2 separate regions of the Homo sapiens genome follow, and region 2 is linked to region 1. Evidence: read pairs that join two places in POLR2A ChIA-PET (ENCODE). Cell type or tissue: IMR-90. All regions are shown on one strand. Links, peaks and the distances in the headings refer to the core of each region. The heading gives the core; the rest is flanking DNA.

Evidence for each region. ChIA-PET counts read pairs that join two places held together with the same protein. Peaks named below come from ENCODE experiments on the same cell type or tissue, not always from the same donor. Only the 100,000 strongest peaks of a DNase experiment are listed, where the experiment ranks them.
Region 2: POLR2A ChIA-PET joins it to region 1 with 6 read pairs; 2 of 35 experiments call an interaction of 5 or more read pairs at or near these places.

The regions. Positions count from the first base shown.
Region 1 is chr14:85,868,213-85,874,414 of GRCh38, reverse strand. No RefSeq gene overlaps it. Among named protein-coding and RNA genes, the nearest start is that of LINC02328, 63 kb to the left of the region's middle. In IMR-90, for the core only: no CTCF peak of the experiment used is centred there; no DNase peak of the experiment used is centred there.
Region 2 is chr14:86,001,363-86,007,564 of GRCh38, reverse strand. All of the region lies in intron 1 of LINC02328 (long intergenic non-protein coding RNA 2328), which reads right to left. LINC02316 (long intergenic non-protein coding RNA 2316) reads left to right here. Exons shown (of 5, transcript NR_184189.1): 5 at 385-672. Among named protein-coding and RNA genes, the nearest start is that of LINC02316, 59 kb to the left of the region's middle. In IMR-90, for the core only: no CTCF peak of the experiment used is centred there; a DNase peak (open chromatin) is centred at 3,344.

The DNA of each region.
Region 1 (6,202 bases), core at 683-5,682:
TTAAGGGGAAGATTTCCAACTATGGTGTGTTTGTGTGTGTGTGTGTGTGTGTGTGTGTATACTGGTATAAATCAATGAACATTCATTCTAGATTTCAATAATTTTACTAAAGAGAATAATGTTTGCTTTTGTTATTTGACAAGGGAGGTGGCATCGTAAATACTTCATTATGTTGCATTTTCTCATCAGTCTCTTTCTCATCCCAGCAGATGCAAACTGTGCACTTACAGTCAGTAGCAGAATAAAAAATCTGGGCTTTTGGTACTGATTTGGTATGACCTTCTTCTTTCTCATTTTGAAACCTCTTACTGCTGCCAGAGAAACCAACAACACTCTTTGCACTATGTTACACTCAAGGTAGCTGAAAAACTTCATCAATAAGTATCCTGAGGTTTAAGCCAACCAATAAAATTAAAGAAAAGAAAGTCATTACAGTAGGATGTGTGATTTAGGGCCAACATGAAAAGCAACGAAGAGAACTCTGTATGTCACTAATGGAAACTTGGCCAGTTCCTACCTACTAATAAATAATGTGCTGTTAAGCTGAGAGCTAAATATTTGGGTGAGGATTTGGAGATTCCAGAAATCCTGAAACTAATTAAGACATAAATATGAGGATCCTGAAAAGTTCAAGGATAGATTAGGGGGAATGAATGCACCAGCAAGATGACCTCACTCTCCAGCAAACAGGCTCAGGTGAGGTAGGACATTGAAATGGAACTGGGTCCCTGGAGGACATGAAGGAAGCTGAAACAGAGTGTGTGGGATCTAAGAAGGAAAAATTTGTATTTTTGTGTACTTTTGGTTTTCGATCCTTATACTGATCTACTTGTATCAAGAGGAATAGAATAAGTCAAGTTGATATGAGAAAAAAGAAAAGTGATTTTCAAGGGCTTTGGAGGGGGTGGGGGTACACAATGGTGCAATCGTTTCTGGCCACTCCTGAGCCAGCAAATGAGAAAAGAATCCTCAGGAGTGTTAATAGCGCCTGGAGTGCTGTGTGTGGAGGATGAGTGGGCTCAAGCTCAGAGATTTGCTTTTGTGTTTCATCTGAAACCAATCAGTAAGCGAAAAAGCAGAAAGCTCTTTTGGCATCTATTCCACCATTGACACTGGGAGAAGGAAAGAGGATTTATACATAGAGACCCCCATTAACACTAATGAAAAGTAGGCGGGTAAATCCCATGTGTACGAGGAGCAAACACTGTCCTTTGTGTGGGGGTAATTAAGAGCTAAAGAGAGCTTACAGTTGCTCACCACTGCACACATGCTCCTGGTGAAAGCTCCTTCACAGCAGTGTTGCAGTGGCTTTCTTTAGTTTCAATGGTTGCAGCCTAACAGTTGTTAACCATCTCTCGCCCTCGTTCCCCCATAAAGGAGTGAAAGGGAACGATGTATTGGAAATGACAGTATTTGACACTATTGGCAAAGGGGCTTTCAAGGAAAACGTACAAGCAAAGAAAGGAGACATTCAAAACGAACCTAAATTTAAGCAGAAGAGAATAATAAGTGGCTCAAGGGAAATAACCCTATACTCATAACATCCTTGCCAGCACCCAATCCTTTGGAACTGTGGCAGGAAGAGGAGCCATGTGTAAACCAAGAATATGGAATACTAGCAAGCACCACGTCTAAGGTCCAAAGCCATAAATATGGCAAGAAGATGCTCCAGTGATGGCAGGAATGGAGAAGAAAAGGTGAGAGCTAGGACATCATTCCATTTTTACTCTGCAGACCAACCCTGGAAATGTAGTTCTACATTCATTCTGAGTTCCAGAAGTATCTGAAGGCAGTAAAAAAAAAAATTATCTTTTCCTAGGGCAATGTTCAAGTCTCAAGACCAACTGTTGAACTTAACAGGTTGGACCCATATGAACAAAGAACAAAATGAAATTTTACATGTATGAAATGCCTGTGAAGTCTTTTATTTATTGATTTTTCTGATGAAACATAGGGAACCCTAGTGGATGTACAGGCTAGAAAGACATATTTAATTCAGCACAAGCTCAATAAGTATTCAGAGTATTTTTGTGTTTGATTACTCCAGGTCCTTGCACATATCCTATTGTATGTACGATATGATCTCAGCCTAATGATTGATTGAAGAAATACATGAGATTGAAAGATAAGTTGATTCACAATCGAACTGCCTCCTTATCTTGAGAGGAATCATCTGTTTTGCTTTTCATAGTTTTGATCTAGAGTGTAATTTCCATTCTAAACAACAAAATTTTAGAGAAACATTGATAAACAATGGTCCAGGAAAGTGAGATGTCTATGAAGAGTATTATATAAAAATCCACTTGAATGAATTGAAGAGAATGTTTCTAGAGTAGCTAATACTCAAGACCAAAAAAAAGCAGCTTTTGCATAGTGAAAGGTTATCATGAAGAATGGAAACTTTTTTTGTGGATGAGGCACCTTCATTATTAGCAGTTATTAACAGTTTCAGCTGCTTGAACAGAAAGACTCAATATAACAGAGTATGAACTAAGCAGCTCAGAGCTGATATGGCAGCTGCATGTTATTTGGGATCAAGGACCTTTCTGTTTGTTCTCTAACACTTCTCAAAATGTCTCCATCTCCTGGTCCCAAATGGCTACTCCCATTTCCACTGTCACTTCTACACTCTAGCCAGCAGAAGGGAAGAAAAAAAAGGGAAAGAAAATATACTCCTTATCTTTAAGTGCAGGATCTAAAAGTTTCAAGCGCTTCCTTTCACATCCATTGGTCAAAACTTACTTACATGGCCCTGATTAGCTGCAGGGGATAATATGAAATGTAGATTTTAGCCTCCACTTCTATGGAAAATAGGAGACTCAATAATAGCAAAAAAAAAAAAGTGGCTATTTATTTTACTGTCACATATATAGCACATACATCATTAGCTAGAAGTTTGTGAATGATTTCAGGTAGGTAACTTAACATCTCTATCTCAACTAATTTTAAGAAGGGATTTCTAGCAATTAGATATATAAACTATAATATTGATATATATGTGTTACATGTAAAATGTGTATTATATTCATAATGCTCATAACAGCATTATTCATAATAGCTAAAATGTGGAAACAAATCAAATGCCCAACTGATTATCACACAACTGATGAATGGTAAATAAAATGTGGTATATTTATAAAATAAAGTATTATATGGCAATAAAAAGGAATGAAGTACTGACACATACTAAAACATGATGAAATTTGAAAAACATGCTAAAGAAGCCAGCTACAAAAGATCATATATTTTATGATTTCCTTTATATGTACTGTCCAGAGAGTAGGCAAATCTACAAACACATAAAGTACATTAGTGTTTGCTTTAGGTTGTAGAGGACTTGGTGACAAACTGAATAAGAGTGTTCTCAAATGGATTCTGCTTGTAACAGTTGTGCAACTCTGTGAATATACTAAAAAGTACTGAATTGTCCATTTTTAAATGGATAGATGTAATGATAGTTGAATTAGATTTCAATAAAGCTGTTTTTAAAAAGTTAAAAAATGCTAATATTCTATAGCAAAGATCTCATGTAGGTTACATCTGACTCCAGTATGCAGCCCAAAAAGAAAATATAAAGGTTTTTAATGAATAAACTTACATATGTGAACCACCCGTTTTTAGGAAATATGAGAGATTTGTCCTAAACGTGAAAAATCTGATTTCACTTGTCACATGTTAACACCTGCACTAAAGGTGTGTGTGTGTGCATGTGTGTGTGTGTATGAGTGGGAGGAAGGATATATGCAGAAACATGTACTATGTCCAGCTTCCCTTTTCTCTAGCCACTCAATAACACTTAATATTTTTGAGTGCATATACCAAGAACTATACTAAAAATATCAAATACATTATCTCACTTAATCTTTATAGAAATCTCATGAAACTACAAATCTGAAGACTAAAAAACGTATGCATCTAGCATGAAGTTACTTAGGTAGTAGGTTAGATAGCTGGGGTTTGAACTCAGATTCACCGAGTTCAAACGTTGATCAACTTGCAATATCACATGCAACTTCTATTATGCAAGGTGTGCAGTGAGAGTTCAAGAAAGTCCCTTGGTGCATATTACCAATTTGAAAATATGGAATGATGTTGGAAATGTGTGAAGATGATTGATTCATTGAGCTCTTTCATTGGCCCAAAGACTTTCTTCATTTAATTTTGTGTGTGTGTAAGAGAGAGACAGGGTCTCACTCTTTTGCTCAGACTGGAGTGCAGTGGCATGATCACAGCTCACTGCAGCCTCCATCTCTCCAGTCTCAGGTGATTCTTCCACCTCAAACTCCTGAGTAGCTGAGACTACAGGCTCATGCCATCACACTCAGCTAATTGTGTTTTTGTTGTTGTTTGTTTGATTTTGTAGAGACAGGGTGTTGTTATGTCACCCAGGCTGGTCTGGAACTCCTGGGCTCAAGCCATCTGCCCACTTTGACCCCCCACAGAGCTGGGATAACAGGTGTGAGCACTGTACCTGGCCACTTCATTTAATTTTTAGTTGATAAACTTATTTTTTAGGGCAGTGTTAGGTTCACAGCAAAATTGAACAGTAAGTACAGAAGATTTCCACATACTTCACCTCCCTAAAACACTCAGCCATCCCTATAGTCAACTAGAGTGCTACATTTGTTATAGTTGTTAAACTAATGTGGACACATCATTATCACCCAAACTCCATAGTTGACATTACTGTTCATTCTTTGTGTTACATATTCTGTGTGTATTGAAAAATGTGTAATGACATGAATCTACCATTATATTATCATGCAAAATAGTTTCACTGCCCTGAACAATCGTCTGTGGTCTCCCAATTTATCCTTTCTCTACTCCCCAAATCCTGGCAACCATGGATTCTTTTAGTTTTGCTTTTTCCAGAATGGGATAGTTGAAATTAAACAGTATACAGCCTTTTCAGATTTACTACTTTCCCTTAGTAATATGCATTTAGGGATCCTCTTGTATTTTTGAGGCAGGGTAGATTATTTTTTAGTACTGAATAATACTCCATTATATAGATATACCACGGTTTATCCATTTCCCTGTTGATGGACATCTTCACTGATTCCATATTTTGACATTATAAAGAAAGTTACTATAAACACACAAGTTCATTTTTTTGTGAGGATATTCATTTTTAACTGATTTGGGTAAATACCAAGGAACATGATTGCTGGATTATATGGTAAGAATATGTTTAGTTTTGTAAAAACCTGCCTCTCAAGAGGTGGTACCATCTTGTACTCTCACTAGCAATGAATGAGTATTCTTGTACACCCATCCTCACAAGGATTTAGTGTCACTGTCTTGGATTTTTGCCATTCTAATAGGTGTTTTTGAGTCCTTATTATTGTTTTAATTTGAAATTTCTTGATGATGTATGATATTGGGCATCCTTTCTCATGCGTATTTGCCATCTGTATTCATGAATATGTATTCATTGATGAGCTGTTTGTTCAGATCTTTTGCTCATGTTTTGGTTGAGTTGTTGGTTTTCTCCAAGGATTTTTTTTTTAATGTTTAAACTAGAAGCATGAGCTGTTAGACTCTCCTTTAACCCAGAGATGTTATAGATAAGACACTAGCCTTGAAAATACTAATTATCTATTTTTTAAAGAATTAGAACAATTGAGATAGGGATTGCCTTGCATATATGGATTGACAAGATGGTAACTAGAGGCTATAATTTACTTTTCTTTGGGATGCCATCCCAGACTTAATAGAATAGCAGATTTTAAGGCAGACCTAATTATCATAGACCTACCTATTCAAAATAACTTGGTCATAAGGAATTTACTGAATTTAAGCTGTGACCATCAAGAAAATATAGTATCCTGGAATTTCAATAGTAGTCAGGATCATTTTCTAGACTCAAGATGTTAAGGGATCAGCAAACACCGCTTTTCCTGGGCCACAGAAACTTTATTGAAAAGCCTGTGAAATTATCTTCTCTACTCCAAAGATATCGTCTAGGTCTTGTCTTTCTACTCCTGTCCTGAACATTCAGTTTAAAGCAGTCCATTTTACTCTATTTGGATTTTATTAAAAGGCTTTGGAATACCTCAGCAACGCTGACCTAGAAACTCTTCATAGTGTTCTGCCGTTTGTAATCGTTTCTAGTCTACGCTCTGTGATGCCGTGGAAGTTCAGCTCTGAATCAAGCTCAGCCTAAAGTTCTAGAACATGGTACCACTTTTGGTTCCACCAG
Region 2 (6,202 bases), core at 477-5,476, 130 kb before region 1:
TCCATTCTTCTTTTCTTTGGGGTAATTTCCAGTCATTGTTGGGTGGGGTGATTGAGAAGAATTGATTATTTAAATAGGACTGCATCTTTGGAGGTTGCACTTAGGGCAAAATGAATATTGGATATCCTGGTAATGGAAGCTCTCCCTAAGGGTATTTTGGTTTTCTTTCAGAGTAGGTTAAATGCCATGATTAATACTCTGAGTAAGTATCACCTGCTATGTTATCAAAAGACATGAACAACTTGACATAGAAAGATGATAATTCACATTTGCCACAAACTAAATGCAGTTTTAGCCCTTTTCCAAGGCTAGGGTACATCAAATGCTGCCTGAAGTTTGACTCAATAGACAAATTGTCCCTTTCTTCTTTTCCTCCCTGCTCAGATTGTTATCTGGGAGAGAATCATTTGCAAGAAAAGAATAACTTATCAGAAAGGAGAAACTGCACAGAAGATCCAAAGGCTCAACTGTTCCCATGTGTACTGGGCTTCTGACTCATTCTGGTTCTCAGGAAAGAGAGGCAAACCTCTGTTTCACAGCAATTTTCAGAGGGATTTGGGGGCTCTCGGGCTGCTATGAGCCAGTGGCTGCTGTGTGCATGCAGGAGGAGGTCATCTTGCAGAGGAGTAGAGATGTTAGCTTTGCAGGGAAATAAAGAAAGATAAAGAAGGAGTTAGTCTGCCTTGTGTATGTCATTTATCCCTTCCTTAGATTGGCAAACAATTTTCTTTCAAGTAAAGGGAAATAATACATTTCAACATTGTCAAACATATTTATCAACATAATTATATGCAATCTGAGTCTTTCATAATGATTTTCCTTTCTCCAGGCATTGGCAAACATAGATAATCAATGTTACCCAGTGACTACAAATAGTTTTCTCAAAAGGCTGTCTTCCCTTTTCAACAGACAGATTGTCAAACTACCAAACAGTAATGCTCAGTGTAGCAAAAATATCACTTAATTGACTAATTGCAGATTAACACTTCCTAGGCATCAGTAATGTTAGAAAGCTTTAATGGCTGTAGTAGTTTATTTTCCTTAAAGACAAAGAATAGCCCAGGATCCATTAAAGAAGTCACTTGCTTATATAACACCACTTAGCAGATATTTTCTCTTTCTTCATGCAAACTTGGGATTCTTAGTACCAAGCAGATGTCTTGGGGACAAAGGCAGTAATGTGAAATATTATTACATTTCTTCAAAGCAAAACAGAAGGAAACTTGAGGAATAAGAATATGCACATTTATAGTAAAATAATTAAGAAATGAGTAGAAGGGTGATGATTTACAAAAGTATAAAATAAGTATTAAGATTCCAGTAATTCATAAATAATGAAGATAATATAGGGAGTCTGGCTAGAGTACAGACCATTTAAAAGTTCCTGGTTTCTTTCAAGATTAAATAACTTCTCAGAAATCAGTATGCAGTTCTGATGCTTTTCCCCCATACCACAATACACCCACCACTTCATTATTTATAGAGACCTAGGTCGTATGACTGAAGATGACTCTGTTCCCAGAGCTGAAACTTCTGGGGATGACTGATCAATTCCATTATTTCTAATACTCTAAACCACATACTCTAACCTAGCATTAGTTTGATCCCAGACTCCAGGGGTTCCTAGGGTTCTTTTGAAAGAAGGGTAGAGTGGCTGGTGGAGAAAGCTTGATTTCCATCCAATGGGAACATTTTTATTTATATTATTAAAATCTACACATTAAACTTATGAAATTGAAGGTGACGTCAAACTAAGGTGAGCTGATAAATCTTGAGGGAAAAGCGTACATTGTCAGAGATTTTACTCTTATAATGCAAAGCTCTTTAGTGCTTAAGAGCATTAGTGTTGTCATAAGAAAACCTTGGTCATGGCTTTGACATTTACCAGCTGTATGACCTCAAACAAGTTATTTAATTTTTGTCTCAGTTTCTTCTTCTGCAAATGGGAATAATAATTCACAGGACATTTTGTGATGATTACATAAAGCGATGATCACAATGCCTGCCATACTTCACATATTCAAAAATAGTAACTATAATAATATTTTAATAATAATAATGATGATGATTTTTAAGGACTTTAAGGAATTATACAGGAATGTTTCTCCCTATACGACTAGCTCAGTATGATTCTTGGGGCAGTAATTAGAAGATCATTTTAGCTGGAAACTACATGATCTTCTGCTTCTGACAACGTTTTTCTCATCACTGCTTTGCTTTACATTTCTAACTCTGCCTTCATTAGGTACTTGCCTACTGAAGACGCTATTTCTTAAATAACAGATGAACTTGAAGAATAATGATCAACCTTATTTAATAATTTACTCAGTTTTCTCCTCAATTTTGCTTCCACCTAAATTCATGGCCCTCATTTCCCCACGATACATTTAATTGTAAAGGTTTCTCCAACCTCTGTTGGACTGCACGATCACAATCCAATAAATGGAAAATAAATTTAATCAGTCAACAAGTGACCTTTACTGTATGTCCCAGCCACTGTTCTAAGGACTGAGGAAGGCTCAGTGACAAGACAAGACAAGCTTTCCCTCTCTGACGTCCCTCATGAAGAATGATTGCGATTTTCAAAGGGAGCTTCTTTATAGTTGTCAACTGTAGTCAAGTATGCTTTGAATGAAGATTTTAGATTCACTTTTCATTATTTCCTCTCTGGTGCAACATGTATTTACCTTCAGAAGATTTTTAATGATAGCCTTTTCCAGAAGATCCTTGTTAATATTTCTCCAAAGATGGAGTTTACACATAGAAGTACATGCTTAGACCCACCCAAGAACCAATAAAGTAAAACAAGAAAAAAAAAACTATGCAGAATCACAACCATTAAAATGTTCACCTAAAACCAGACTTAACTGAAAAGGTATATTTTCTACCATATGGATAATGGAATTTTGCACAAAAGTGCAAAGTTTACTGCTGGGGAGTAAAGGTAAAGAGTCTAAGGGAAAGATTCAGGAGGTATAAAGCCCTTCCTTAGGAAACTTAAAGGAAGTGCTTGAGAACCAATGATTTAATAAAATCAAGCATATCAGCACATTCAAAAGAATAAAGTTAAATGAAATGAGAAAGAGAAGAAGGTCTATGTCAAATACCGTATTCATTTATATGGTAACTGAGAAATTTATCTCCATTGAGAAATTTAATGTCCTGAAAATCAGGCGCTCTCACTATTCTAATTTTCTTAATATTAATTTAGTTTGGTCAAAAATTTAGGTCAAAAAAACTTGTCAAAAGAATTTACAATCAGACGATGAGGATTTTTTAGTTAGCCTCAAAGCAAAGAATGCTGTCTTTGACTGTGCAAACTGCGTGGGAAGGTAGTCATGGATTGAGTCACAGCTGAACCTTGGACATTCAGTGGGCATTGTGACACAACTGGATACTAAAATGATTACATAAAGGAGGTGGAAAATACAGCAATGGCCCATGAAGAAAAGGGAAACAGAAAACACTTTATTTTTGAAAATCTGTTAGCATGTTATTTGCAGCAAAAATTATCACCCACTGATTATTTTAGTATAATGAGGATGCTAAGGTTGAAGTTATCAAGATCAATAAATACAGATTGAAAAAATAATTATATTCTCCCAATTTTGCCCAGTATCTTCAGTCAAGCAAGTAATAGGGAAAAAAGAAGAAATACCAAATATTTTCTTATATTCTTCTTATCTGACCTGTTTTAAAATTAAGGTGAAATAGATCTCTAGCCATAGGATCTTTAGAACTAAATGAGCTTAAGTGCCACAGCTATGTCATATTATCTTGAAGGGAAAGGTAATTATTTTTGTGACAGGCCCATTTCTTATTATCACTAATAATCTAAAATTATATATTTTGTCATGTAATTATTATCTACCATAAACAGCCAGTAGTGTGTTAAACTGATACTGGGAACTCCTTGTTATGCTCCAACTCCAAGGGCAAATAGTCTTGAATTACATTCATACTGTTTATTTTATTCATTATTCAATTGTTTGTTCAATGTTCCAAAATGAAAGATCTCACAGAACTTCTAAAAAAAGCACTGCCTTTCAAGAAATTATGCAATAGGTATTTGAGCCAATCATGTCTGTATTATTTGATGCATACTGACTTTACCTGGGTATTTTTTACACTCTCTAAGCATAGATTACTCGTTAGTAAAATGATGATAAACATAGTATGAATGTCACACAACTGTTGCAACGACATCACACAATTGTTGCAAAAATTATTGAATAAAAAGTACTTAGCAAAAAAGCTCAGCCAATGTTAAGTTTCATGAATCAATTTGATCCCAGTAAAAACCCAGCACACTATGTGTATATGCGTGTGTGTATGAATGTGTGTGTGTGTGTGTGTGTGTATGTGATGTGTAAACTAACAAGGTGATGTAAGGAAATTTAAAGGACCTAGATTAACCAAGATTATTTTGAAGAAGAGCAAAGTTGAAAGATCTATACTACCACACAGTGATTTAGTATAACACTAAATAGTAAATAACTAAATAGTAAAACACTAAATAGTAAATAAATTATGGTATTGGCTCAAGATACAGAAATAAACAAAAGAAGACAATAGAGTCTAGAAATAGATGCCCACACATATTGTCACCTGATTAATAACAAAGATGTCACTACAATTCAGTTGTGGAAAAGATGGCCTTTTATACAAATGATGCTAGGATAATTTGAAAAAGTGAATCTTGAGGCCCTAACTCTCATCATACACAAAAATATTCAAGATTAATCATAGATTTAAATGTAACAAAATAATAACATTTCTAAGAGAAGACATAGCACAATATCTTCATGACATTGGAGTAAACAGCTTGCAACTAACCCTAAAAGGAAAAAAATAATAATAATTGGATTTTATTAAAATTAAGAATTTCTTCTCATCAGAAGATCATTAAGAAAGCAAGAAGATAATTCAAAGACTGAGAAAAATACACTTCCAATGTATGTATCTAATAAATGACTTATATCCAGAATAAATAAAGAAATTCCACCATAAAAAAGTAAAAACAAATTCAATTAAAACTAGGCAAAAACGCGAATGGCACTTCAAAATACAGGATATCCAAATGGCTTTTGAGCATAACATATTTATTCAACAGAAGAGAACAAATTAAAACCTCAGCCTGTACCTTTCCTACCACCAAAATGGCTAGTACTAACAAGTCTAATGGTACCAAGCAGCAAGGACATGAAGCTACCGGAGTTCTATTACATCGTTGGTTGAAGTGCGAATTGATACAGGCAGACTGAAAAAATATTTGGAATTATCTACTAAAGCTAACTAAATGTATGCCTACCATATGATTCATCAATACCGCTCTTAGGTACAGAGCCAAGAAAAGAATGTGTTAATATCCGTAAGTAAATAAAAATATCCAAAACAGTTTTTTTCAAGTAATGGCAATTTTGTATAAGAACGTCCTTTTTTGCACCACTGCACTCCAGCCTGGGCAACAGAGCGAGACTCCGCCTCAAAAAAAAACAAAAAAGGTCCTTTTTTAAAATAAATCCAAATACTGAAAACAATCAAATATCCATTGACAATAGCATCTATGTAATTCATTGTATGTTCATAAAATATAATATGAAACAATAATAAAAATTATAAAATACTGGCCAGGCATGGTGGCTCACGCCTGTAATCCCAGCACTTTGGGAGGCCGAGGCGGGCGGATCCTGAGGTCAGGAGATTGAGACCATCCTGGCTAACACCGTGAAAGCCCGTCTCTACAAAAAATACAAAAAGTTAGCTGGGCGTGGTGGCGGACTCCTGTAGTCTCAGCTACTCGGGAAGCTGAGGCAGGAGAATGGTGTGAACCCGGGAGGCAGAGCTTGCAGTGAGCCGAGATTGTGCCACTGCACTTCAGCCTGGGAGACAGAGCGAGATTCCATCTCAAAAAAAAAAAAAAAAAAAAAAATATATATATATATATATATATATATATATATATATATATACACACACACACACACACACTCTACTGATGTACACAGAGTAGATACTATGTTGAGTAAAAGAAGCTGGGCAAAAAAGTACCTATTGTGTGATTCCATTATACGAGGTTCAAGAAGAGGTGAAACTAACAGAGGCTATAGGGAGGATGAGCTCTTGAGATGAAAGTGGTACATGTGCCATGCTGGAAATTTTCAATACTTTTATCTCAGTGGTGGTTGTCAGAGACATATAT